Linked DNA regions of Homo sapiens: regions 1, 2, 3, 5, 6 and 7 are each linked to region 4. A link is a contact called in ENCODE Hi-C or POLR2A ChIA-PET data. All regions are on one chromosome and are shown on one strand. Each heading gives the region's core, a stretch centred on a gene start or an enhancer-like site at or near the end of the contact. The rest is flanking DNA. Distances are from core to core; before and after follow the strand shown.

Region 1 (3,386 bases), core at 201-2,700, 360 kb after region 4:
ACCAAAGCACAATGGAACGGAGCTTAGGATGGGTGGCGGAAGTGTGGGGCGGGAGGAGCGTGGGGCGGGAGGAGTGTGGGGCGGGAGCGTGGGGCGGGAGTGTAGGGTCTGGCTTGGGTATCACTTTAGGTGTGAAGGACGGGGGTTGAGCGAGTCAGAGCCTAGAGTCTGGTTTGTGGTCTGAGTGTCTTGCCTGGTACGAAGAGTTTCTAACAGAGTCTGGGATCCCTCTGAGAACAAGGAATGTGAGGGGATAAGAGGGATGCTTGGTGCAGAGATGTGCTCTTTTGTACGGGATGAGAGCAGCACAGGAAGGGAATGCACCTGTGATGTGGGAGAGAAGTCTTGGAGTTGGGCTATGAAGAGTCTGGGCGGGTCCTGAAGTGCAGGTGGAGGAAGCCAGAGGTGCGTGTGGGAACTTGGGGTGTGAGGTGGTGTGTGGACTCCGGGGTCCCAGGTGTGGCAGGTGTGAGGGTAAGAGGGGCAGGCTGCACGGAATGAGAAGCCCAGGGTGTGCAGACTTCAGGATCAGGAGTGTATGGTGTGAGGACATGGAGATTAGGTTAAGGGGGTGAAGGACTGAGGTGAGGGATGTAAGGTGGGGAGAGTGGGGTATGGAGTGTGCAGTGAGGGGAGCGGGGGAGGGGTGAGGCGGGGTGAGGCGGGGTGAGGAGGGGTGAGGGGTGAGGCGGGGTGAGGGGTGAGGCGGGGTGAGGGGTGAGGCTGGGTGAGGAGGCGGGTGAACGGTGACGTGAGCGATGAGGGGTGAGGGGCGAGGCGGGTGAGGCGGGGTAAGGAGGGGTGAGGCGGGGTGAGGGGTGAAGGGTGAGGCGGGGTGAGGGGTGAAGGGTGAGGCGGGGTGAGGGGTGAGGGGTGAGGCGGGGTGAGGGGTGAAGGGTGAGGCGGGGTGAGGGGTGAAGGGTGAGGCGGGGTGAGGGGTGAGGCGGGGTGAGGGGTGAGGCGGGGTGAGGGGTGAGGGGTGAGGCGGGGTGAGGAGGGGTGAGGGGTGAGGGGCGAGGCGGGTGAGGCGGGGTGAGGAGGGGTGAGGGGTGAGGCGGGATGAGGGGTGAGGGGTGAGGCGGGATGAGGGGTGAGGGGTGAGGCGGGGTGAGGGGTGAGGCGGGGTGAGGGGTGAGGGGCGAGGCTGGGTGAGGAGGCGGGTGAGCGGTGACGTGAGCGATGAGGGGTGAAGGGTGAGGCGGGGTGAGGGGCGTCGGGGGAGGGGCATGGGGTGTGGAGTGAGTGGAGTCGGGTGAGTGGAGTTGGGTCGAAGTCAAGGGTCTGGCTTGAGGTTGGTGCCACCGCGAACGCTAGGACAGGGTCAGGCGGAGCCCAGCCGTCAGGGCGCGTTGGGAGGGCCGGGGCCCAGGGGGGCGCGGCCTCGCTCACCTCCAGCTTGGCCCGCGCTCCGGTCCTGCTCTGGCGCCCCCAGCGGCCGCTTGAGGAACAAGGCCGCTCCTCGAGAGGGATGCCCCGCCCTTTCCGTTAGCGAACCCTCCCCGGAAGTGACCTCTCGCCCTCATTGGGTGTCCTCGGGAAAAGGGGCGGGGCATTCCGCGCTGCTCCCACAGGTCTGCGGCGTCCGAGTCTGGGACTGGCAGGTGCGGTGCTGGGGACGTCCTGAGGTTGAGGGAGAATCCTGCGGAGATGAAGAGCTTCCCGGCCTGACAGTTTTGCCCCCACCTCCTTCTTGAGCTTAAGGATTTATACGCAGGGCCCCGTTTGCCTGCTGTGTCCCCAGTGTCCAGGACAGCGCCCGGTACCAAAGGTGCTGGTAAACATTTGTCGAATGAGTCGCTGAACGCCCAGCTATTTCCACTGTCACAGCGATCATGTGTGGCGGACATTATGTGGCATGTATCTTACAGAGGAGGCAGCCCGGGCTCAGGGAGACGAGGCAGAGGTGCACGCAGGTCTATGTGGGCTGGAAAGTGCTGGGGCCTCCCGGGCGCTCCTGGTCTCCAGGCAAGAACTGGAAGCAGAGCCACTCAACACCTAGAAGGGCAGTGACAGAAAGCTCTGGCTGGGAGGAGGCTGACCAGAGGCCAGTCTGAGCTCAGCCTTTTTTTTCAGAGGGACGTGGGCACCCTAGAAGGGTGGTAAGTAGGCGAGTGGCAGAGTTAAAAGGTCTCTGGCTGCCGAGGCGGGTGGCGACGGGGCCGGCCGTTGCTGTTGTTTGGCTGAGTGGTGGACAGGGTCAAAGCCATTCCAAGGTCGACTTGACAGGGCTTGGTAATGTGGGAGGGAGGGAGAAAGAAGCAAGGGGCTAATGGCCGGGGTGATACCACTGGCAGAGATGTGGAAGAGTGGGAGAAGCTAGCTTGGAAGGTTAACTTTGATTTTGAACACCTTGTGTTTGAGAATCCTGACAAACCTTAGACCCCCTGAATTTTCTCTCAGGGATTCTGATTCTTAGCAGCCTGATTGCAGAGGAGGAAAAATGGCTGGGGTTGAGCCAGACAGTTCTGGGCAAGGAGTGAGCATTCGCTTGTTTATTGAGGAGGCTGCTGCCTGGGCCACACTCCCTCCGCCAGCTGCCAGGTTCCTGCCCCGGTTGAACCCGGTTTTCTGGCCATCCCTTTCCACCTGTGAGCTGCTCTTCATACTTCCATTTGCTTATACAGCCCAGAGCCGATTTCTGTTACAGCAGCCCAGAGAAACATGAATAGGGAATAATTCTTTTTTTTTTTTTTTGAGACGGAGTCTTGCTCTGTTGCCCAGGCTGGAGTGCAGTGGCACGATCTCGGCTCACTGCAACCTCCGCCTCCCAGGTTCAAGTGATTCTCCTGCCTCAGCCTCCCTAGTAGCTGGGATTACAAGCACATGCCACAACGCCCAGCTAGTTTTTGTATTTTTAGTAGAGACCGGGTTTCGCTATGTTGGCCAGGCTGGTCTCGAACTCCTGTCCTCAGGTGATCCACCCGCCTCGGACTCCCAAAGTGCTGGGATTACAGGTGTGAGCCACTGTGCTTGGCCCGAATCAGGAATAATTCTGATGGCTAAGGAAGACAGCTTCCGAGAGAGTAGGAGAAAGGGCACAGGATTCCAGGCAGAAGGCCCATCTAGGGCAAAGGCGAAGGTGTGGCTCAGCCTGCCTCCTTTGGGGAATGGCGAGTGTGTTCTGGGCTCAGGGTTCTTGGTAAGGGACAGAGAAGACTCGGGAAAGATCAGTTGAGCTGGAATGTGCAGGCTCTTGAGTACCCTGCTCAGGAGCTGGAGGTGGGCTACCCTGCAAACTCCAGGCCATGAAGCCCAGGAAGATGTCAGGCTGGTCTTCCCATGCCCTTGTGTATCTGAGACCAACTGTCACTAAATGTTTCCTTTACGCCCTGGACACACAGCTAGACTCTACTTCTCAGATTCTCTTGAAATACAAGTCTTTAGCC
Region 2 (3,370 bases), core at 550-3,049, 270 kb after region 4:
CTGTTCCTGTAGCCCCCGCCCCAGCCCTCAGCCCAAGGCCCCTCACGCCAAGACAGCCCTCAGCCAGCCTTGCTTCCCTGGATCCTCAGGCACCCTCTGCCCCAGGTGGTAAGGCCTCCTCCATGCCCCTCATAGGTGCCTCGGTGCAGACAGCTCCCTCTGTGGGTCAAGACAACATTGACAGCCAACCTGCACAGTGGGGATGAGGACTATGTGGTCCTAGCAAGCGAGAACTCCCTCTCTAAAGAAAAAGACAGATGCTCATGACTGACGGTGCCATAAGACACACACTTGGATAGACATGAGCAGAGAGGAGTGTGTGCTGAGTAAGAGGGCACTGAGGAGGGGCTGGAGACGAAGAAGATGCTAAAGAGGCTTCAGGAAGTGTAGGGGGGTGTCCAGCAGAAGAAACACAAAAAAGAGAGAACTCCAGGTCCTTGGTGGGGACAGTGACAACTGGACTGACAAAAAACAGGGTAACTGGGAAGGCAAGCTCAATCCCACCTCCAGGCTCAAGATCCAGCCCCTGCCTGACCACACAGCCATCCCCACACACTGCCAGTCTGCAGCTGGGATCTGACAGCCTGAGTGCCAGTCCCAGCCTCTCTGAGCCGGCTCAGGCCAGGCAGTCAGCTTATCCGCGCCTAACTTCTCTACAGATGGGGGCAACACCAGGGCAACCCCGGTGGGCTGCTGGGAGGAAGAGGTGAGATCATGTACACAAAGGGCTGTGCGGGGCCTGGCACACCAAGCACGCTCGCCAACGCTGCTGTCTCCAGGCTGTTGCTGATGTCATCGTCAGGCTCCGTTTTCTCCTACCTCCTGGGCTGAAGAGCTCTCAGACACGGGCGCTGACCCCACACACAGACCTCCTGGGCATGGGCACCGACCGCCACGCTGATACCCCACCCAGGGCTTGGCGTGCAGGGCCTGGACCGTCAGGCGAGTCGCCAGGAATGCTCTTCTCTCTACTCTCGACGCTTCCTCCTCAAATCCTCCCAGTTTCAAATCAAACACCGCTTCTCCATGCACCAAACCCGAACTCCACCCCCTCTTTGCACCCCGCCAAGACCGCCGGGGGCTTCAGACGGAGCACCAAGGTCAGAGGCGGGCTGGCGAGCCGCGGGTCCGCGCCCCTGGAGCCACTAGAGCCACAGCCGCCCGCAGCTGGCCAAGGAGAGAGCCCGTCCCACCCCAAGGAGGCCGGGCAGGCCGGGCCCAGCCTTCTCTCCCTGCCGCCACCAGGCCCGCGCGGCCACGCCGCCCCCAGCGGACGCCCATTCTCCCCACGGGCTGTCCGGTCGGCCCTGGCCTTCAGTCCCCGCCCGGCCCCCGGCCCCGGCCCTCAGTCCTCGGCTCCCCCGACCCCGGCCCTCAGCGCCCAGCCCCCGGTCCTCGGCCCTCAGCGCCCGGCCCTCAGTCCTCGGCCTCCCGACCCAGCCCCCAGCCCTCGGCCCCCAGCCCCCGGCCCTCGACCCTCAGACCCAGCCCCTGGCCCTCAGCACTCGACCCTCGGCCCCCGGCCCTCAGCGCTTGGCCTCGGCACTCACCGCGCGGGTGCGGCCCGAACGCCACCAGCACGAAGTAGTCCGCGAGCCGCGCCATGGCGAGGGACGCGGGGCGGCCCGAGGGGCGCGGGCGGGCTCCGCGGCTCGGGGACTCGAGGACGGCGCGCTCATGGCCCGGCCCCGGCCCTGGACCGCGCACCCCGGACACCCCTGGTTCGCTCCGCGGCGGCGGCGGCGGCGGCGGCGGCGGCCCAGGTTCCCGCCGCCATCTTCCCAGCCAGCCGGCCCGCCCGGGCGCGCCGTGCGCCTGCGCGCTGTCGTCAAGCCCTGAGCGGGCGGGGCCTGCAACCGCGCATCTCCATTGGTCCAGAGGGTGGGAGGGCGGCTCCCGAGAGCAGCGCCCCGCCCATCGCTGACCACTCTGGGGCCCGAGCACCGCCCCTCGGGCCGGGCACCTGGACTACGGCTCCGGCGGGTCTGACGCCCTGACCCGGGTCGGCTGTGGTGTCGGCGGGAGGCATGGGCCAGGACCACAGCTGCCCTCGCCGTTGGGACTCCCCGCACAGGAGCCCGAACCCCACCCCTGGGCCGTCCCAATCTGGGGATCGGGTCCCCAGACTCCTCGTCCCCCGCCCCTCTCTGTCCAGCGGGAGAAAGGCGGGAGAAGCCTAGGCGCTGCCTACCGGGCCCCCCAAACTAGAAGTCAGAGGAGGCGCAGGGCCATCACCTCAGGGGCTGCCAGCCTGGCGATGGGGAACAGAGAGAGAATTCAGGCCCTGCCCTTGGGGTCCCAGGCTGAAGAGCCCCCATCTAGGCCAAGTGAGACATTTAACACAGCTTAAAAACGGCACGCTCATGTCCCCCTGTAAAGAGCAAATGTTCTAAGCGTGTGAGGCACATGAGGCCACGGAGCAGGGGGCTCTGGGAAAGCTGCATCCCCCAGGATCCCTGACAGTGCCCACCCCTCTCAAGGGCAGGGCTGGCCAGGGCCACCCCTGAAGTGGCTCAGGGATGAGCATGAGCCCAGAGCAGAACATGCTGGGAGAGAAGGTGCAGGAGCCAGCCTGGTGCAGCAGGGAAACCCCTCTGAGCACAGCAGGCCAAGGTCTGTTTTTTGTTATGTTTTGTTTTGTTTTTGAGGCAGAGTCTCAATCCGTCACCCAGGCTGAAGTGCAGTGACACCATCTTGGCTCACTGGAACGTCCGTCTCCTGGGTTCAAGCAATTCTCCCGCCTCAGCTTCCCGCGTAGCTGGGATTACAGGTGTGCACCACCATGCCCGGCTAATTTTTGTATTTTAGTAGAGAGGGGGTTTCACCATGTTGGCCAGGCTGGTCTTGAACTCCTGACCTCAGGCCATCCACCCACCATGGCGTCCCAAAGTGCTGGGATTACAGGCATGAGCCACCGCCCCCAGCCCGAAGGTCTGTTTTTTGTTTTTTGTTTGTTTTTGTTTGTTTGTTTTGAGACAGAGTCTCGCTCTGTCGCCCAGGCTGGAGTACAGTGGCGTGATCTTGGCTCACTGCAAACTCCGCCTCCCAGGTTCACATCATTCTCCTGCCTCAGCCTCCCGAGTAGCTGGGACTACAAGCACCTGCCACCACGCCCAGCTAATTTTTTGTATTTTTAGTAGCGACAGGGTTTCACTGTGTTAGCCAGGATGGTCTCGATCTCCTGACCTCGTGATCCGCCCATCTCGGCCTCCCAAAGTGCTGGCATTACAGGTGTGAGCCACCGCGCCTGGCCCTGAAGGTCTGTTTTTAAATGAGTTTGGCTGCTGCAAGAACTGGCCAAATGACTGGCATCCAGTCTCCATCCATGGGCAGGAGCCAGCCCAAGAGAATGAATGGAATCAAACTGAGA
Region 3 (3,338 bases), core at 142-2,641, 380 kb after region 4:
GAAAGGCATCTCCATGCCATGAAATTGCGCCATCTTCGTGGCAATGGCTGCTGACAACACTGGCTCTCGAAGCTCTTGAGTTTTCAATGGCCGACTCTGCACCCAGGAAGCTATCAGGGTGGTGATGGGGCTGGGGCAGGAGTGGGAAGGGCTGGGGCAATGAGGGGAAGTCAGGGTTTTGGGGGAAATTCCCTACTTGGGGTGAGGGATGTGGAGGCAGACATTGGGCACTGGGGTAGGGTTAGGGGGTGGAGGTGCCTTGGGGAGGAGAGGGTAGGACTGGGCCCGTACTGGGATGTACTGTTCCAGCCGGCCCTCTGGGAAGACTCCGTACAGCTGGGGCCCCAGCGACCGCTCCGCAAGTATGGCGAACATCACGCTTTCTAGCACCAGGGAGTCCACGCCCTGAAAAAGGATGGACAGCAAAGGGGCCAAGGCAAAGTGGCACAGGGACACACATGAGGGCTCGCCTTCCTCCCACCAGAGCTGCGACTTCTGATCCAATTGCCTGGAGGCTCTGGAGCACAGGCTTTAGCGTTGGTCTATTTTTATTTAGAGATGGGGGTCTCACTATGTTGTCCAGGCTGGTCTCGAACTCCTGTGCTCAAGTGATCCTCTCGCCTCAGCCTCCCAAAGCTCTGGGAATACAGGCCCAGGCTTCGGTGTAATGAGGTGTTACTCAGACCGTGAACCTCGGTGTCCTCAACTGCGCAACGGGAACAATACTACCCGCATCGCGTAAGCGACAGGCCCTAAAGCCACTGGTGCTGCGGCGCTCACACCCCCCTCACCTGCAAGATGGCTCCGTACAGCCGCAGAAGCACCTCCCGGGGCTCCTCGCCAACGCTGGGCAGGTGGTCCGGGAGCGAGCAGCGGAAGAGCAGGTTGCTGAGGCCTCCGCTGCAGACCCACACCAGGCGCGCTCAGCCCGCGGCCGGCCCTACCTGCCGCGGCCCCGGCCCCCTCCCGGCCAGGCCGGCCCCGCCCCGCCCCAGGCGCGGGCGCAAGAGGGGGGCGAAAACATGGAGCATCCTGAGGGCCCCGCGGCTGACCCCTGACCCCGATCCGCGCACCGGAGAGGCTGACCCCTGACCTCCCACCTCACGGGGTAAACCCTCAGCTCCTCGGGCTGCACTCGGCGCCAGGCCCCGCCCAAGTACTCCCGGCACCATTGGTAGGCTCGGCGCTCGGCGTCACGCGACAGCGACGAGGCGCGCCGCCGTTTTGGGGTAGTGTCCGGGCACTTAGACTGCTGCAAGCCGTCTTTGGCCAGGCAGCCGCCAACAGCCCCGCTTCCGGCCACAGCTGTCGCCTCGGCCGCCATGGCGCGGGCTCGACCGGGCCCCAGGCCAGGCTGCGCTCCGCTCCCTTCGGACGGGCTCGGTTCCTTCCGGCCGCGCTCGGCTCCTCTTCCGGCCGGCCTGGGCTTCTCCGGTCATACTCGGGTCTCTCCGGCTCTATTCGGCTCACGGCTGCGGCGCTCGGCTCTCTCCGTGCCCCGGCCCGGGGGCTCTTTCCGAAGGCCGAATTCCGCAGATCTCTGCCGGGCCCCGCCCCTATGGGCAAGGACCAATGGTCTCTCTCTGGGCGGGGCTGCTGTTGGACGGCCTGGGCCAATCCGAGGCGCCGGAGGCCAATCAGTTGGCGGAGCGGCGCGTGCGCGGGCGAGGAACTGCCCGGGCGCGGTAGCGTACGGGAAGACCGGAGAGGAGCTGCGTCTCTGCCCCGTGGGAGCCGGCGGGGCGGCGGGGCGGCGGCTGCAGCTGCAGCTCCGGCGCGAGGGCTCCCTTGCCGGGCCCTCTTCCCCGACCCCTGGGGCGCTCCGACAAGGAAGAGCCGTCCAGCGCGCGTCCGTCCTGAGCGTGGGTGAGGCCTGGAGGAGGCGCGCGCGCTAGGCAGGGCCGCACAGCGCGGGCAGAGTGCGGGATGCGGGCACCCGGTGGGTACGCAGTAAACATTTGCTGAAGGAATGTGACCCTTGGGACAGTTCCGATGACTCCAGTTGCATAAATGCCCAGTCTACACGGGGACTCCCTGGCCGGTAGAGCCGCACCTCTGAATGAGGAGTCTTTTGCTGCCCCGCTTGAGATGCGCGTCTTCATTCATTCCCCTCTCCCCCTATCCTCCTCGTCTCCTCCAGGCCTAGAACCAATTACAGAGTCAAACCCAAGAGCCGAAGAAAGTGAAGACTCGCAGCTTGCCGCAGCCCCCTCCTCGGCCTGCGCACCTCCCATTGAGGGCGTCCTGATTTAAACGCGTGCCTCCTGCATTTCTGCTTCTGCCCCAGGCTAGAGCGGCGACCAGGAACGCTGGACCCACAGAGATCTGTGGCAATGTCTGTCGAACCATGGTGTTCTTTGGGGCATCTGACTAGAGTATTGTTTGATAACCAGAAAGAAATCAAAAATTGGTGATCACAAGGCTAATGTCACTTTTGCTGCAGTGGAAAATCATGATCATTCTGTTTAAATCTGAGTCAGTTTTGAGACCTAGAGCCCATTAATTGACAAGGAGGCTTGGTTCCTCTCAGGAAGGATCTTACAATACCAGCATCTGAGCATATACCAAGAAATATTCCTCCAATCCTTCCCTAAAGGGACCTAGAGCCACTTTAAAAAGTAACTGGTCCGGGCGTGGTGGCTCACGCCTGTACTCCCAGCATTTTGGGAGGCCGAGGCGGGCAGATCACTTGAGGTCAGGAGTTTGAGACCACCCTGGCCAACATAGCGAAACCCCGTCGCTACTAAAAATACAAAAATTAGCCGGGTTTGGTGGCTTGTGCCTGTAATCCCAGCTACACGGGAGGCTGAGGCGTGACAATCCCTTGAACCCAGGCCTTGTTGCCGCGAGCCACTGCACTCCAGCCTGAGCGACAGAGTCAGACTCAGTCTCAAAAAAAAAAAAAAAAAAAAGAAAACTGATTCTGGCTGGGGGCAGTGGGTCACGCTTTTAATCCCTGCACTTTGGGAAGCCGAAGTAGGAGGATCGTTTGAGCCCAGGAGTTTGAGACCAGCCTGGGCAACATAGCAAGAACCTGTCTTTACAAAAATTAAAAGATTAGCTGGGCGTGGTGGCAGGTGCCTGTGGTTCCAGCTACTCTGGATGCTGAGGTGAGAGAATCACTTAAGCCCAGGAGGTCAAGGCTGCAGTGACCTGTGTTCACGCCACTGCACTCCAGCCTGAGCAACACAGCAAGACTGTCTGAACAGCAACAACAAACACACCAAAAAAACTAGTTTACTTCGGAAAAGGGACTGTCTAGGTCTTTGAAGGGCTGATACAGGATCTGAGCTGACACTGTTTCCAGGAGCCCTGAAGCATCATGGCCCTCTCATTAG
Region 4 (3,381 bases), core at 32-2,531:
TCAAATCAGGTGTGCGTCAGGAGCCGGCTGTGTCCTTCCTGCCACACTCGGGGATTCATTCCTTAGAAACTGAAATAAATTCTAATTTTGGAAACTCCTGTTTTGTGACGTGTGAACATGGGGTTCAGGTAATGAAGGATCCCTGCCTCTTCCCCCGTGCTCCAGTGCAGCGGGTACTCGTGGCCCTGCCGGGGCCCTGGGGGAAGGAACCTGCCTGGTTTCCAGCAGAAGAGACAGAGTCGGGTCCCTCCATGCTGACCTGTGGGACCCTTCTCACCCACCAGGTGGGACGCAGGTGGCCTGCTGACACTCAAGACCCTCCATACCCAGTCCCACCAGATTCCAGAGTGTGGACCAGACTGAGCCAGACTGGGGCCCCAGGGGGTCGAGGAGACAGATCAGGAGGGCCCAGGGCCTGGGGAATGGGGAGGGGTAACACCTGCCAAGGAGGATGCTGGGAACGGGCGCCCAGAGCGGCCGGGGGGAGGGGGCTGCTGAAGAGGGAACGGTTGCTGTGGGCTGCAGAGGAGGGTTGGGCACGGGGACCTCACCACATTATCCCTCATCCAGTTACCTGCCCAACGCACGCGGAGGGTCCTGAGGGCTTCACCCGCAGCCCCAAAGGGGCAGAGCTGGGGTCACGCAGAGTCTCGGAAGCCCACGCTGTGGCCCCAGGAGAAGCTTCTGGATGTAGCTCCTGTATGTGAAGGGTGGGCTCGCGCCGCTGCCGGAATAAAGGGAAACCACAGGCAGGAGGGAGGCGCGTCCAGGATCCGCGGCCACCGGCCTCTCAGACAGTCCTCTGGGGCCGGGGCCGGAGGAGATGGAAAGCGGGGGCACCACAGACTCATCTGAACCCCCGCGTTCATTCGGACACACAGACCCCAAATTCCTCCCCCAGGGGTCGGGTCCCTCAAGCCAGCCGAAGACCCCGGTGCCCGCCCAGCCCTCCGGGAGGGTCTGCGCCTGCGGCCTCGCGGGGCCTCTCCGAGCCCGGGCGCTGTTCCATGGGCGGGGCACAGATCCAAGGCCCCTTCCCTCCTAGACGGCAGGCGAGGGGCCCGAGAGGCCGGAGGCCAGGGGACAAGGTCCCCGAGAGGCGGCGCGAGGCTCCGGCGGCCCAGAACCGCGGCGGGGTCCGGGTGGGGTCCCGGCCGCCCGTGGGGCGCGGGGCTAAGCCCCGGCCCGACCCGAACGGACGCGGGCCTCGGTCCCCGCTGCCGGCGCCGGTGCAGCCGAGGAAATCCGGGGCTGCCCGAGCGGGGTCGTCGCTGGCGGTCTCGGAGGCGTTCCCATCTGTCACCCCGTTCGCATCAGCGCGCGCCCCGTGACGCCGACAGCCACCCCGGACGCCTCCGACCCTCCGGCCGGGAGATGCGGATAGACGGACGAGGCAGCCAATTAGAGCCCGGCCAGACACCGCGACCCCTCCCCCCACCCGCCCCACTCTCGCCCACTGGCGATTGGGTTGCGGGACGCGCGGGGCGGGGCTTCCGGGCGGGGCAGGCTGGCTTCCGGCGGGAGCGGGGCCGCGGATGGCCGTATACAGGGCAGCGCTCGGGGCTTCGCTCGCGGCTGCCCGACTCTTGCCCCTCGGTCGCTGTTCCCCGTCGCCGGCGCCCCGCTCTACGTTGTCGGGCGCCGCCATGGAGCCCGCGCCTCGCTGGCTGGCGGGGCTGCGCTTCGACAACCGCGCCCTGCGCGCCCTGCCCGTGGAGGCGCCGCCGCCCGGTCCCGAGGGCGCCCCGTCCGCGCCGCGGCCCGTGCCCGGGGCCTGCTTCACCCGCGTGCAGCCCACCCCGCTGCGGCAGCCGCGCCTCGTGGCGCTGTCAGAGCCCGCGCTGGCGTTGCTGGGCCTGGGCGCGCCGCCCGCGCGCGAGGCCGAGGCCGAGGCCGCGCTGTTCTTCAGCGGCAACGCGCTCCTGCCGGGCGCCGAGCCCGCCGCGCACTGCTACTGCGGCCACCAATTCGGCCAGTTCGCCGGGCAGCTGGGCGACGGCGCCGCCATGTACCTGGGCGAGGTGTGCACGGCGACCGGCGAGCGCTGGGAGCTGCAGCTCAAGGGCGCCGGGCCCACGCCCTTCTCCAGGTGGGCCGGGGCGGGCGAGGGGCGCGGGTGGGTCCTCCCCGCCGGGGCGCCCCTTCCCTCCGCCCGGCGCGGTGTTGGGGGCGTCCGGCGGCTACTGCCAAGTGGGGCCTCCCCTGCACCCGCGGGAGCGCGGTGCTGGCAGCCGCCCGCGCCCTGTGCTTATCAACCCGCCGAGGACCTTGGAGTCAGCTCCACCAGGGACGCCGCTCATGTTTACCGACGTTCGCTGGGGCTCCAAACCCAGGGGCGGGAGCCGGGATGAGAGGTTAGGCTAACCCTAACCCTAACCCCGCAGGTCCCCAGCCTTCCTCCGATCGCTCGTGGGGCGGGCCGCTTCGTCCAGCAGCCTCGCTCTGCGACTGACTTCACGGAGGCCTGGCCCTGACTTCCCTGCGGGCAGCCCTTTTTAACCCCGAAGTGAGGTGGGCATCGTTTAGATTTCTGTGGGGGGGCACACAGGTGGTCTAATAAGGCAGGATCTGGGTCCAGATGCCGCCAGGCCCACCGGGGAGCCGTGCACGCGCCACCTGCCTCCTGTGTATAGACAGCGCTTGGGTCTGTTCTGCTCTTTTCTACTAAACAATGTACTTACTCCATATTCTTTACTGCTTTTGTGAATGACTAGGAAAGTGTACATTTTATGTTCAGAGAAATGCTAAACCCGCATCTCATCCGGCCCCTCCCTGTGCTCTCATCACCTCCCCCTCCAGCACCTGAAATGCCCCTCGGTCCCTCAGCATCCCTTCCCCGGGGCTCCATCTCCCAAGCAAGCTCCTCAGACTGAGGGTCTTCCTCACTCCCCCGTCTCCAAATCCGTTCTGTTCTGTGTCTGAGGGCAACCTGGCTCTGGCTCTCCCTCCCCACCCCCAGCGACCTGCTTAGAGTTGACAGCACCGGCCGCCCACTGGAGCGTTTCTGACCCTTGGAACGTGGTGGAAATGCTGCTCAGCCTGGGGCCTGCTTGTCCTGTGAGCATTTTTTTTTTTTAATTTTTGTTTTTCTTTTTGGCGATCATCTTAAACTTTATGTTTTCATTTTTGGTGATATTTTAAAGTTAAAAAGACAATTTTTTTTATGAGAGTAATCTGTCGCTGGAAGACACTTTTTATGTTTGAAGACTTGAGTATTAACTCACTGCTTTCAGACCTGAGAGCTGCTAGAATATATTTTCTCCTAAAAATTAAGGAGTCCTTTGACCTTTACTCAGGCCCTGCCTGACATCCCCACACGTGTCCTGGGGTCCCTGGCCTCACCAGTTCTCCAAGATTGAGGCTAACGTCTGAAGTGGCTGT
Region 5 (2,865 bases), core at 1-2,500, 320 kb after region 4:
GGACCCGAGGCTTGAGCTGAGAGAGCCTGTGCCAAGCTGTGGGGCTCCGAGTCAGCAGCAGCATGGATCTGATGCTCCTGGAAACAAGCACAGGCGTCAGGAGCCAGAAGGGAAGGCCCAGGACAGTGCCTGGGCTGCCCCTGCGACTTGAGACCAGCCACCCATCTGAAGGACCCAGCCCACGTTCAGGCTTAACAGGCATTTGCAGCTGCTCACCTGAGCTCAGAACTCCACCTCCACCAAACATCCACACCTGGGCAACCACACCTGTCACTCCTGTCCTCTACCTGGGATCACCAGCCTGTCACCGCACCCTGCCCTGCACCTGCACCTCAGCAAGGTGAACCTCTTGCTGACGGAAAGCATTCCAAGTGCATGCCTTGCCTGAACTAACCACGTTATCTATTTGCAATAAACCCATTTCTTAAAAGGAGGTGGGTAACTCTCTGGCTTGCAATCCCCGAGAGCAACCGATTCCTCCAACACTTTCCTGTTACCTCCAGCCACTTCAACCAACCGCGGCCTTCCTCCACACTCCCAGCAGAAAACCTGCACGACCTACCCCCGGAGCTCAGACTCTGCCCGCCGGCTGTGTTTAACCTCTCCTGGCAGAGACGCACGACACTTCCACCCGCCACAAAACCCCACCCTCCTCACATCCAGGCTTCCCAGCAGCTCCTCCGGGCTCACAGCCGACGCCCTGCCTTTGCGTTGGTGACCTTTGAGCCTTTCCCACGGGCCCCCGCAGAAGGTTTGCTAGGTGGAGGTCTCAGGACTCCCGGTCACTGCCCCCTCCTGCTGAGGGCACCCTCCCGAGGACTCACTGCACCCCCGCCCGGGCGGTTCTGGGTTTGTGCCCTCCCCAGCAAGGCCAGCGCCCTCGTGGCCAGAAAGGTTCCAGGACCACTCGAAGCGCCGCGCGAGCGCGTTATAACTGTGCTTGGCCGCGAGAACACCGGTGCCTGCTGGGAGCCTCCCACGGGCGCCCCAGCCTCGCTCCGGCCTCCAGCGCGCCCTGGGGTGTGCCCCGCCAGCCCCGCGCAGTAGCCGGAGCTGGGAAACTACCCCGGAGTCCAGCGAGTCCTCAGGGCTACCTCCTCCCCTCCCAGCCCCGGCGTCCGCACCTCGCGGCGGGGCCGCGCGTCAGTGGACCAAGCACGAGAGGAAGCGCCGACCTCCAGCTCCCTGCGCTCTGCCCCGCCGGCTCAGGGAAAGCGGGCGCCACACGCTCACAGGCAGGGCGCAGGCGTCCCCGGAGCTGCGCATGCGCACACGGGCGCAGCCGCTGACAGGCTCTCAGCGCGTGCGCGGAAGGCGGAGCCCGCCGGGGGTCACGTGTTCATCGAGACGGCCCCCGCCTCCGCAGCCCTGGATCCTTCCGCTCCCGCCCAAGCACTGACAAGGTTTCGCGGCAAAGGAGCTTTATTGCTGCGGCGGCAGAACGAGCTCTGCGAAGGGCGAGGGGGCGGCGAATGGCGCGCGGTCGGAGAGTACGAGCGCCTCCTGCAGGGCGCGGCTCTGCGGGCCGCTGAGCGCGGGGCCGTCCCGGTGCACGCGGAGCCAGGGGGTCCCTGCAGAGCGAGGGGCTGTTAGAGGCCGCGCGGCCGGAGCTGGGCGGGGGTGCGGGGCCAGCAGGGCGGGGGCGGCGCTCACCACGGCGCAGCCTCTGACCCACGTCGACCAGCAGCTCTGCGCCCACCCCCAGGCGGAGCGGCTCCCCAGCGCGGCTGCGCCCGGCCCCGAGCTCGTGCAGCACCAGCGCCAGCGGCAGCGCCCGGACCAGCTCCACGGTGCCTGCGGGGAGAGGGGCTGAGAGGCGCGGGCTCGGGAAGGGGCGGGGCCTCGGGAAGGGAAGGGGATGGCGGAGGCGGAAGGACGGGGACTCCCCCGACGCTCACCATCTGCGGGCGCCAGCAGCTCCTCCTGCTCCCGGGCGCGAGGCAGCAGCTGCCGGCGTTCTGCGGGACTTCCCGAGCACAGGGCTCGGGCCAGACCGGGATCCACGCCCTGCGCCGCCAGCATCCGCTCGAAGCGGCCAAGGGCCGAGCCGTCGTCCAGCGCCGCGGCCACCCGGGCAGCGCCCTGGGCCTGAGTCCCCGCGTGTCCGCTGAGCCAGAGCAGGGCGCCCCCTGCGGGCGGGGACGGGTCTTAGGCGCGGCCGGGTCGGGGCGGCCCCAGCGGGAAGCACCCCCCGCCGCCTCCGCTCCCCTACACCCCGTCCCCCTCACCGAGCGTGGTGACCAGGTCCCTTAAGTCTGGCGGGCCTGCGCCGTCCATGCAGAGCAGCGCCTCCTCCACCTCCAGGGCGTGGCCCACGCAGCGACCCAGGGGCTTGTCCATGGCGGTCAGCGCTGCCGCGACCCGAAGCCCTAGGCTGGCTCCCACGCCAACCTGCGGAGAGGAGGCTCAGCGTGGACCCCCCATGGCGGGGCCTTCTGCAGCCGGTTCTTGGTCGAACTCCAGCCCCTGCTGCACCCTGGGTTGCCAGCCCCCCAGCATGAAGTCAGGGAAGGATTGGGGTGGGGAAGAGACACGAGTGAAGTGCGACACCTCGCCATGGGGCCAGGAGGAACTTGTACTTGGTCTGGGGCAGGAACGCCACAGAGGGCTTCCCCAGGTCCAGGCCGGGCCAGCCTTGACCTCTAAAGTCACAGCAGGTTAGGAAGCCGTGAAGGAGGGAGGGACTTCGGGCAGAAGAGGGTGGGACTGGGGTTAGGCAGGACTGCTGAGTGGAGGGAGGCAGTGGGGACGGGAGGGGTGAAGGGTAGGCTGGGCCCGCATCAAGACGCTTGCCCAGGGAAAGGCCACACCGCTCACCAGCGTCTTTGCCAGCTCCCGGGCCTGCTCCTGGTTGGGGAAGACGGC
Region 6 (3,699 bases), core at 845-3,344, 310 kb after region 4:
GCTTGTGCAGCCAGACCGGCAGGTGGTGTGCGAACCAGGCGGCGGGCGTGGGCAGGCACTGGGTCTCGTAGTGGTAGGTGAGGGCTGCAGGCGAGGGCAGGAGTCAGGGCTGGCCGAGCCCCCAGACTACCCCAGGTCCAGACCGGGCCCCTCACCAGTGAGCCCCCACCACGCAGGGCAGCGGCTGGTCAGCTTGACCACGCCTGAGGCGAACATGAGGCGGAACAGCAGCCATCGCACCAGCCAGAAGGGGAGGTCTTCGTGGGGCAGGGCCCCTGCCTGCCTGCCCTGGGGGGCCTCCTTGCGGTGGGAGGCTGGCCTCAGCGGGGCCACCAGCACGGCCAGGAAGCCAGTCTCTAGCAGCAGGGAGTCCCTATGGGGAGAGCAAATAGCACCAAGAGCCCCTCCCCACACAGCTGCTTCCCTCGGAAAGTCCTCCCAGGAAGGGCAGAGCCCTCCCCCACCCCCTACCCAGCCTCCCACAGCCCCAGGCCCAGCCGTCACTCACCACTGGAAATAAAGGAACACCTGGCCCACCTGCGGAGAGAGGGGCTGTCAGGGAGCGGGTGTGTCTGTGGACTCAGGTAAGGTAGAGGCAGGGGTGGGTGGTGGGGGTTGGAGATAGAGTGAGCTGGTCACAGGTCCCACTTGCCTGGCAGGCTGACAGGTAGGCGGCCCAAAGCAGCAAGTAGATGACAGGGTGGCGCAGTGGGCTCAGCAGCAGGGCTCCCAGGGCCACTAGTGCACCCAGCAGGCTCAGCAGCTCCAGGCCCTGGGCCGTGTCCAGCCCCAGTCTCGGCGCTTCCCACAGCAGCGTCGGGGTCTCCCACAGCTGCTGCCAGCGCCCCTTGCCCTGAGGCCGCAGCGTCCTCCTTGCAGGTAGGATGCCCTCGGGGCCATACAGGCCTGTGGGAGGGCATGTCATGGCCAGGCCCTGGACAGCCCTTGCAGACTAGACTACCTCTGAGTCAGGGCCTGCAGATCCCCCAGCCTAGGTCAGAGCATGCGGATACCTCCATCCCTAGGTCAGAGTCTGCAGTCCCTCCAGAGCCCGTCCCCCAGGTCGGGACCTGTCAAAACCCCGTCCCAGGGCTAGAGGCCTGCTCAACTACCTGAGTCAGGGCCTCCCACCCAGCAGAGCCCACTGCCCTCTTCCAGGTCTCAGCCCGATCTCCTACCTGTCCCACCAGGTCTGGGAGGAAGCCTCTCTCCCACCTCTCTCAGAGTTCTGTCCCCCACCCCAGGTCAGAGTCCAGAGCCTTACGGGAAATGGATCACCGCACACCTTCCTACCCCCACAGCGGCCTGCAGGACACGAACCGCCGCCCCCTACCCCACGCCAAGGCCTGGCCCTCACTCCCAACCCCGGACTGCGTGAGTGCCGGGCACAGAGAAAAGAGGACATAGGGTCCCGCGCCGAGGCTGGGGGTGTCCCACCCTGGGTGCCTTCACCTGGGATTTGCGTGTAGAGGGAAGCGAAAGCAAACATGAAGACGGCCGCCACGCCCTGGAGGAAGAGCTGCCGCGGGAGCCGGGAGCCCGCCATGTCCGCTACGCGGCCCGCTAGAGCAGGGCCCGCCCTCCGCGTCCGCCCGCCCGCGGCAGCCCCAGGCCCCGCCTCCTCACCGCCCCGCCCGCCCAATCCGTGGCAGCCCCAAGCCCCGCCTCCTCGGCCCGCCCGCCCGCCCGCGGCAGTCCCAGGCCCCGCCTCCTCACCGCCCCGCCCGCCCAACCCGTGGCAGCCCCAAGCCCCGCCTCCTCGGCCCGTCCGCCCGCCCGCGGCTGCCCCAGGCCCCGCCTCCTCACCGCCCCGCCCCCCCAACCCGTGGCAGCCCCCAAGCCCCGCCTCCTCGGCCCGCTCGCCCGCGGCAGCTCCAGGCCCCGCCCCACCCCGCCCCGCCCGACCCACGGCGGCCCCAAAAGCCCTCCCGTCCAAACTGGTGGCAGCCCAAAGCTCCGCCCACCCCCCCCTCCCGGAGGCTTCGACCCCGCCCCGCGACTCTTCCGGTGAGCTCCCGCTGCGCGGCGCCGGGGTTCGCCTCTCTGGCTTTTGCCCACGTTACGTCATAGACATGCGCGCGACGCCGCGCCTACGCATTTTCCTGGGCGGGAACAGCAAAATGGCGCCAGAACTAGTGGCGGGCTGAGGACGCCGTACCCCTCGGAAGGCAGCCCTGCGGTCCCTTTGCCGCCCGTTCCCTCCCGGACATGGAGGACGTGGAGGCGCGCTTCGCCCACCTCTTGCAGCCCATCCGCGACCTCACCAAGAACTGGGAGGTGGACGTGGCGGCCCAGCTGGGCGAGTATCTGGAGGAGGTAAGGGCGGCGGGGGAGTGACGCGGGGTGGGCCGGCGGGTGGGGCTGCGGGGCGGGGGCTCCGGGCCCGGGGCTGTGGGCGCCCCACCGTCTCCACGCCTATGGCTATCTGGCGCTCTGGCCGCGCAGGTCCTCGGGCTCCCTGCTTCTTTTCAAACTCCATCTCTGCCTCCCCAAATCATCCCTTGTTGGATTAGCGTGGACCTGTCATTGCAGGTTTCTACCCGTCAGCGAGCCGTGAATGATTGAGTGGGTGGTGACCAGCCGTTTCTCTAACGTAGTGGAATAGACTAGAAAGCATTATTGCTTTTATTGCAGTTATTGCGAGCATGCTTGTGTGTTTGAGAGGTCTGGATCACGATGTCAGAGGAATTTTTTATCTTGGATTTTCAAACCAATTTCAAGCTATTGCCATGCTCTATCCTGTTAGCGATTAGTGTTTCTTCCATGTTTGACAGCCCTGTCTAGACCTGTGTTAAGCTGTCTGCTCCATATTTGCGCTTCATTTTTACTCCTCAGCCCAGCTCAGTCTGGCGTCCACGACACTTAAATGTTTCTTGTCTTGATCAGCAGTGATCTCCATTCTACCAAATCCAAGGGACATAAGTCAGCATTTGTTGGACTGGCCACTCCTTTCTTTTTGAAACATGGTGGTAGGATTTTTTTTCCCTATTTCATTGCCTGATTTTTCTTTTCTATCCAGTCTCTAAGTGTTGAGTTCCTCAGGATGGGGCCTAGGTCATCTTCTGATGCATTTACCCTGAAGTGTCATTTATTTCTATGATTTTAAATATTGCCTGTATTAGGACAACTACCAGATCTGCAGCTCCATCCTAGATCTTTCCTCCAAATCTACTTTACATATCCAGCTGCTCTCTTGACATCTAGTGGGTGTCACGCAAACATCTCATTTAACATATTTAAAGTGGAACTCTTCATTTTTCTGCTTAAACCCCAGCTTTTCCCATCTCGGAAAATGACACCGCTGTTCAACCAAAAGCAAAAGCTAAATGTGGCTATAGTGAAGCCCCATGCTTAACACTCAGTTCATCCATGAATTCCATCAGTTATACCACCGGAATATCACTTGAATTCATCTGTTGTCCATTTTATTTGGTCTAGGCCACCATTGTCTCTGGCCTGGATTTGTGTAAAACCTTCCTATTTGGGTTCCCTTATCCCTGTTTTTGTCCCGTCCAATTCGTGCTCCAACCAGCAGCAAGTGTGACTCTTAAAAATTAAAATCTGGCCACAGCACTGTTTTCTGCCTAAAATCAACCCCTCAGTGGCTTTCCATTATGCCCAGAATAAAACCCAAATTTCCTTCTCTGAACCTGGCTCTGCTCTCCATTTTAGCCTCATTTTGGGCTGTTTTGTATCTTG
Region 7 (3,741 bases), core at 844-3,343, 350 kb before region 4:
CATGACACAGGCATATACAGTGTGTCAGATGTGTCAGAGCCCGGAGAGGGGATGAGGAGAGCGCAGTGTTACTTCCTAGAGCATGGCCCCGGAGAGCCTCCCACTATGCTGACATATGGGCAGCCGTCTGGGAGCTTGACACTGGCAGAGGGGAAGAGCAGTCCAGGCAGACAAGAAGTCAGTGCGAAGACCCCAAAGCAAGCATCAAGGAGGCTGGGGGCTGCTGCAGATCTGATGAGGGGATGGCAGGGGCAGAGCAGGCCTGAGAACACTGGCCTCCACTCTGAATGAAACAGGGATCCCCAGGCCGGGCACGGTGGCTCATGCCTGTAATCCCAGCACTTTGGGAGGCCAAGGCGGGCGGATCACAAGATCAGGAGATCGAGACCATCCTGGTCAACATGGTGAAACCCCATCTCTACTAAAAATACATAAATTAGCTGGGCGTGGTGGCGAGCGCCTGTAGTCTCAGCTACTCTGGAGGCTGAGGCAGGAGAATCGCTTGAACCCGGGAGGCGGAGGTTGCAGTGAGCCGAGATCACGCTACCGCACTCCAGCCTGGGGACAGAGCGAGACTCTGTCTCAGAAAGAAAAAAAAAAGAAAAAGAAAGAAACAGGGAGCCCTTTTTGGGTGTCAGTGCCTGGTCTCAACTCCATAGCTATGGTGGAAGGTAAAGCAGTTTACCTTTTAACTACATGAACAAGCATGGTGGTGTTCCAGTTGAACTCCTTAGGAAACCGACATTTTAATTTAATTTTTTTTTGGAGACGGAGTCTTGCTCTGTCACCCAGACTGGAGTGCAGTGGCGCGATCTCGGCTCACTGCAACCTCTGCCTCCCGGGTTCAAGCGATTCTTCTGCCTCAGTCTCCCGAGTATCTGGGATTACAGGAGCCCACCACCACGTCTGGCTAATTTTTTATTTTTTTTCAGTAGAGACGGGGTTTCTCCATGTTGGCCAGGCTGGTCTCGAACTCCTGATCTCAGGTGATCCACCCGCCTCGGCCTCCCAAAGTGCAGGGATTACAGGCGTGAGCCACCGTGCCCGGCCGATATTTGAATGTCATATACTTTTCATATATGCTAAAATACTGTTTTAATTCTCCCCCAACCTCTTAAAAACGAGAAAAGCATTCTTAGCTCAGGCACCATAGAAAACCCGGCTGCAGGCTGGACGTGGACTTTGGAACAGTCGGCGTGCGGGTGAAGGGGCACAGCCGCGGGGCAGGGGCGGGCTCCGGGCAGAGGCGGCCGTGATAACTCCACGCTCCCGCTCCAGCCGGTGACCGCCACGCGGGCTCCTCTCACTCTCACACTCAGGCCGAGAAAATGCCGAAAGCCGTGTCACCAACGGGGGACCTCGGGGCCACATTCAGCATGCAGAGTTTATTTGGTCTGCTCAAACATTTGTGTTAGGAAATAACACATTAAAAGTGCACATTTCCTTCAGACCCTGAGAAGCGGGCGAGTCCCGTGCGCTCCGCACCGCCAGCCCCGGCCCCGCGCTCGCCCAGAGGGCCGCCCTCCTCCCGCCGACCCGGCTTGGGGCTTAGGCGTTAATCCCGTCCCCCGGGGGGGCCGCGCGGGGAGCCCCGATCGCCTTAGGGTCAACGGCTTAGGTCCCAGCCCACGAGGCCTGACCGCACCGCACTGAGCGGCCTCTGCGCCAGGTAAGGGGGTTCGGGGCGGGACCGGGAACCGCGCTGCTAGCCGTCCCGGAAACCCGCGGTGGGCCGTTGGGTGCGCGCCGAGCCGCTGCCAACTGCCAAGCCACGGGACGAAACCAAGGCGCCCGCGCCCCGCCCAGCCAGAGCGCCTAAGCCCTTCCCGTCGCCCGCCAGCGCCGGAGCGCCCACTGCGCCTGCGTAGTTTGCCCTCCTGGACCCGGGGGCGGAGCCGAAGCGCGCATTGCGCCTGCGTCTTCCGCCCGACCCCGCCCCAGCGGCCGGGCCTCCGGCGCTCCGTCCTCCCGCCCGGCCAGGGACGAGGCGGGGCGGGTACGCGGACACTGCGCCTGCGAGAGTAGGCCCCGCCCCCGATCGGCCCCGCCCCCGGCCAGCCCCGCCCCGCGCCGCGCGGGGCCCTGGGAGGGGCGCAGCGTCCGGCGGCGTCGCGGGCGGCGGGCGGCGGGGCCGCGGGAGGGGCGCGGGGGCAGACAAAGCCGCGGTAATGAATGGAGCGTCCGCCCGCGCCGCCGTCGTCCGCAGCCGGCCGGGAGCCGCCCCAGAGGCCGGGCCGAGGTGAGTGCGCGGGCGCCGCCGCCCCGCCGCCTGCCGCGAGCCCCGTCCCCCGCGGACCGCGCCGGGGCCGGGCCGGGCCGCGCCATTGTCTGCGCCGCGCCGGGGCCAGGGCCGGGGCCAGGCGGGCGGGGGCGCGGTTCCGTGGCCTCGGGGTCCCCGCCCGGCGCCGCCCCGGACCCGCCCCCGCGCGGACCCCGGCCCTGACAGCTGGCGCGGGGGCGGCGCCGACTGAGCGGCCGAGTGCCGGGGGTCGGCGCCCGGCCTGGCCCACGTGCCCGCGCCGTTGCTTCCGGGCGGACGGGACGGGGCTCGGGCTCGGGGCGCCGCCCGGGTCCGCCGGGAGCGCGCTGTCCCGGCCACGTCGAGTTAACCCCGCGAGCCCCGTCCCTGGGACTTCTCTGGACGTGTCATTCCCGTCCCACCTCCAGGAAGGGCCACCTGGGCCCTGCTTCATGTCTCAGCCCAGACGGGTCCTTGCGACGCGCCCCGAGGCAGGTTATTGTACGTGGTTCTGGGGATGACCGTTCACATTTAATGAATAAAAATGTAACTTGCCTTGCGAACCATAATTTCAAATGTTTTTCGACTGCAGTGGTTTTCCTACACCCAAATGAGCTCGCAGTCAGTTTTGTTTCTTCTTTTGTCCCGTTGTGTGGCCCACACCGCCTTCGTTGCTAAGAGAATCGCAGCCCCTCGGGCTCCCTTCTGCGCCTTTCTATTCCGGGTGGCCCTGGTAGACCCGGGCACCTCTGTGGAAACACGTCCCGGCCAAGCTGAGCCGTCAGAAGCTTCTGTTGGTGTTCTCGTGTTGGTCGAAAGGGAAGTTATTTATTTTGAAGTTAACTCTGATCAGATTACGTTTTTAGAAATCCATTCAGACCTCATAGTGAGGCCAGTTTGGTAAAGCAAGGGCATCCTGCGACTTTTTACACAGAAATGTTTTTTATTTTTTCTGTGTATGTCATTCATAGTGACAAAATTGAGGCTAGGAAGGATTTGGTTGGGATTTTTTTTTAAGTGCTATGAATAAGCCACATTTTGATTATGAATTAATTGCAATTACTAAACAAAGTTACTTTGCAAGAGGAAAGTTTACAGGAGTTTGATTCCATACTCCGAGGGTTTCCAATGGGACGTCCGTACAAGGCTGCACACTTCCCGTAGTCCTTAAACGGATTATATCTGCTTGTCATGATTGGCTTTTTTTCAAGAAAAGATCTAGCACAAGTTAAGAGAGATTCTGTGAATCTTGAAAAAGCTTCAGAGGCCCGGTCTTTGAGGTGAGGACACAGTTAATCTATATGGAAAGAAACCTAAGACTTTTAGTCCACTTGACAGGTGGTTACAGGGTCTCCCCCAACACACACTCTTGTCCAGGTAATTCCTGAATAAGGTGGTTGATGTTGTTGGATGTAAAACCTCTGCTCTTTAAGGTTACCTCCTCCCCAACCCCCTCCACACACACAGTGAGTAACTCAGCTGTGCAAAGTATGTCCATAACA

The links. Hi-C counts contacts between places; a loop is a spot of excess contacts on that map. ChIA-PET counts read pairs that join two places held with the same protein, here RNA polymerase II (POLR2A). Pooled maps may share reads with other maps.
Region 1: a loop to region 4 is called in a pooled map, with 5 times the contacts of the local background. The contact joins the promoter of SYCE3 here to the promoter of TRABD-AS1 in region 4. A Hi-C loop is called at or near these places in 7 of 50 pooled maps. POLR2A ChIA-PET finds 5 or more read pairs at or near these places in 2 of 52 experiments (BJ and K562).
Region 2: a pooled map shows a loop between it and region 4 (8-fold over the local background). The contact joins the promoter of SBF1 here to the promoter of TRABD-AS1 in region 4. A Hi-C loop is called at or near these places in 3 of 168 maps with a recorded cell type or tissue (B cell, CD8-positive, alpha-beta T cell and OCI-LY7), 12 of 37 single-sample maps with no recorded cell type and 12 of 50 pooled maps. POLR2A ChIA-PET finds 5 or more read pairs at or near these places in 5 of 52 experiments (B cell, T-cell, activated B cell and 2 more).
Region 3: a map of naive thymus-derived CD4-positive, alpha-beta T cell shows a loop between it and region 4 (9-fold over the local background). The contact joins the promoter of CHKB here to the promoter of TRABD-AS1 in region 4. A Hi-C loop is called at or near these places in 2 of 168 maps with a recorded cell type or tissue (CD8-positive, alpha-beta T cell and naive thymus-derived CD4-positive, alpha-beta T cell), 5 of 37 single-sample maps with no recorded cell type and 13 of 50 pooled maps. POLR2A ChIA-PET finds 5 or more read pairs at or near these places in 1 of 52 experiments (naive thymus-derived CD4-positive, alpha-beta T cell).
Region 5: a loop to region 4 is called in a pooled map, with 5 times the contacts of the local background. The contact joins the promoter of SCO2 here to the promoter of TRABD-AS1 in region 4. A Hi-C loop is called at or near these places in 4 of 168 maps with a recorded cell type or tissue (B cell, CD4-positive, alpha-beta memory T cell, CD8-positive, alpha-beta T cell and 1 more), 26 of 37 single-sample maps with no recorded cell type and 12 of 50 pooled maps. POLR2A ChIA-PET finds 5 or more read pairs at or near these places in 17 of 52 experiments (B cell, CD4-positive, alpha-beta T cell, CD4-positive, alpha-beta memory T cell and 13 more).
Region 6: a loop to region 4 is called in a map of ascending aorta, with 4 times the contacts of the local background. The contact joins the promoter of NCAPH2 here to the promoter of TRABD-AS1 in region 4. A Hi-C loop is called at or near these places in 2 of 168 maps with a recorded cell type or tissue (ascending aorta and naive thymus-derived CD4-positive, alpha-beta T cell), 5 of 37 single-sample maps with no recorded cell type and 12 of 50 pooled maps. POLR2A ChIA-PET finds 5 or more read pairs at or near these places in 6 of 52 experiments (CD4-positive, alpha-beta T cell, H1, activated B cell and 3 more).
Region 7: a map of ascending aorta shows a loop between it and region 4 (4-fold over the local background). The contact joins the promoter of ZBED4 here to the promoter of TRABD-AS1 in region 4. A Hi-C loop is called at or near these places in 4 of 168 maps with a recorded cell type or tissue (B cell, ascending aorta, naive thymus-derived CD4-positive, alpha-beta T cell and 1 more), 14 of 37 single-sample maps with no recorded cell type and 19 of 50 pooled maps. POLR2A ChIA-PET finds 5 or more read pairs at or near these places in 2 of 52 experiments (B cell and activated naive CD8-positive, alpha-beta T cell).

Annotation. Positions count from the first base shown.
Region 1 is chr22:50,561,469-50,564,854 of GRCh38, forward strand. SYCE3 (synaptonemal complex central element protein 3) reads right to left here and starts at 1,451. Exons shown (of 3, transcript NM_001123225.3): 1 at 1,390-1,451. LOC107985568 (a long non-coding RNA gene) reads left to right here and starts at 1,493. Exons shown (of 2, transcript XR_001755606.3): 1 at 1,493-2,099. RefSeq lists silencers at 1-72, 1,143-1,552.
Region 2 is chr22:50,473,236-50,476,605 of GRCh38, forward strand. SBF1 (SET binding factor 1) reads right to left here and starts at 1,800. Exons shown (of 41, transcript NM_002972.4): 1 at 1,551-1,800. The coding sequence starts at 1,605. RefSeq lists enhancers at 1-232, 233-1,142, 2,053-2,962 and silencers at 1,162-1,291, 1,712-2,171, 1,752-1,956.
Region 3 is chr22:50,581,458-50,584,795 of GRCh38, forward strand. It overlaps CHKB (choline kinase beta), which reads right to left and starts at 1,392. Exons shown (of 11, transcript NM_005198.5): 1 at 1,101-1,392; 2 at 792-900; 3 at 292-405; 4 at 1-96. The coding sequence starts at 1,324. CHKB-CPT1B (CHKB-CPT1B readthrough (NMD candidate)) reads right to left here and starts at 1,542. Exons shown (of 30, transcript NR_027928.2): 1 at 1,101-1,542; 2 at 792-900; 3 at 292-405; 4 at 1-96. It overlaps CHKB-DT (CHKB divergent transcript), which reads left to right and starts at 1,569. Exons shown (of 4, transcript NR_110536.1): 1 at 1,569-1,866. RefSeq lists silencers at 889-1,088, 1,419-1,508, 1,539-1,938.
Region 4 is chr22:50,199,502-50,202,882 of GRCh38, forward strand. It overlaps TRABD-AS1 (TRABD antisense RNA 1), which reads right to left and starts at 1,282. Exons shown (of 2, transcript NR_186698.1): 1 at 575-1,282. It overlaps TRABD (TraB domain containing), which reads left to right. Exons shown (of 10, transcript NM_001320485.2): 10 at 1-94. SELENOO (selenoprotein O) reads left to right here and starts at 1,510. Exons shown (of 9, transcript NM_031454.2): 1 at 1,510-2,089. The coding sequence starts at 1,536. RefSeq lists silencers at 830-1,769, 1,900-1,979 and an enhancer at 2,340-2,579.
Region 5 is chr22:50,524,348-50,527,212 of GRCh38, forward strand. It overlaps SCO2 (synthesis of cytochrome C oxidase 2), which reads right to left and starts at 1,251. Exons shown (of 2, transcript NM_005138.3): 1 at 1,125-1,251; 2 at 1-77. The coding sequence starts at 64. NCAPH2 (non-SMC condensin II complex subunit H2) reads left to right here. Exons shown (of 20, transcript NM_152299.4): 20 at 1-433. It overlaps TYMP (thymidine phosphorylase), which reads right to left. Exons shown (of 10, transcript NM_001953.5): 6 at 2,818-2,865; 7 at 2,229-2,391; 8 at 1,899-2,129; 9 at 1,654-1,794; 10 at 1,405-1,571. The coding sequence ends at 1,423. RefSeq lists silencers at 923-1,222, 1,433-2,262 and enhancers at 2,353-2,652, 2,461-2,865, 2,823-2,865.
Region 6 is chr22:50,506,130-50,509,828 of GRCh38, forward strand. It overlaps NCAPH2 (non-SMC condensin II complex subunit H2), which reads left to right and starts at 2,095. Exons shown (of 20, transcript NM_152299.4): 1 at 2,095-2,316. The coding sequence starts at 2,209. It overlaps LMF2 (lipase maturation factor 2), which reads right to left and starts at 1,573. Exons shown (of 14, transcript NM_033200.3): 1 at 1,453-1,573; 2 at 653-906; 3 at 509-537; 4 at 156-373; 5 at 1-84. The coding sequence starts at 1,546. RefSeq lists an enhancer at 1,304-1,353 and silencers at 1,574-1,673, 2,344-2,633.
Region 7 is chr22:49,851,751-49,855,491 of GRCh38, forward strand. It overlaps ZBED4 (zinc finger BED-type containing 4), which reads left to right and starts at 2,094. Exons shown (of 2, transcript NM_014838.3): 1 at 2,094-2,239. LOC105377205 (a long non-coding RNA gene) reads right to left here and starts at 1,762. Exons shown (of 5, transcript NR_188597.1): 1 at 686-1,762. It overlaps LOC124905147 (a long non-coding RNA gene), which reads right to left. Exons shown (of 2, transcript XR_007068156.1): 2 at 2,752-3,536. RefSeq lists silencers at 1,442-1,531, 1,552-2,281, 2,452-2,741.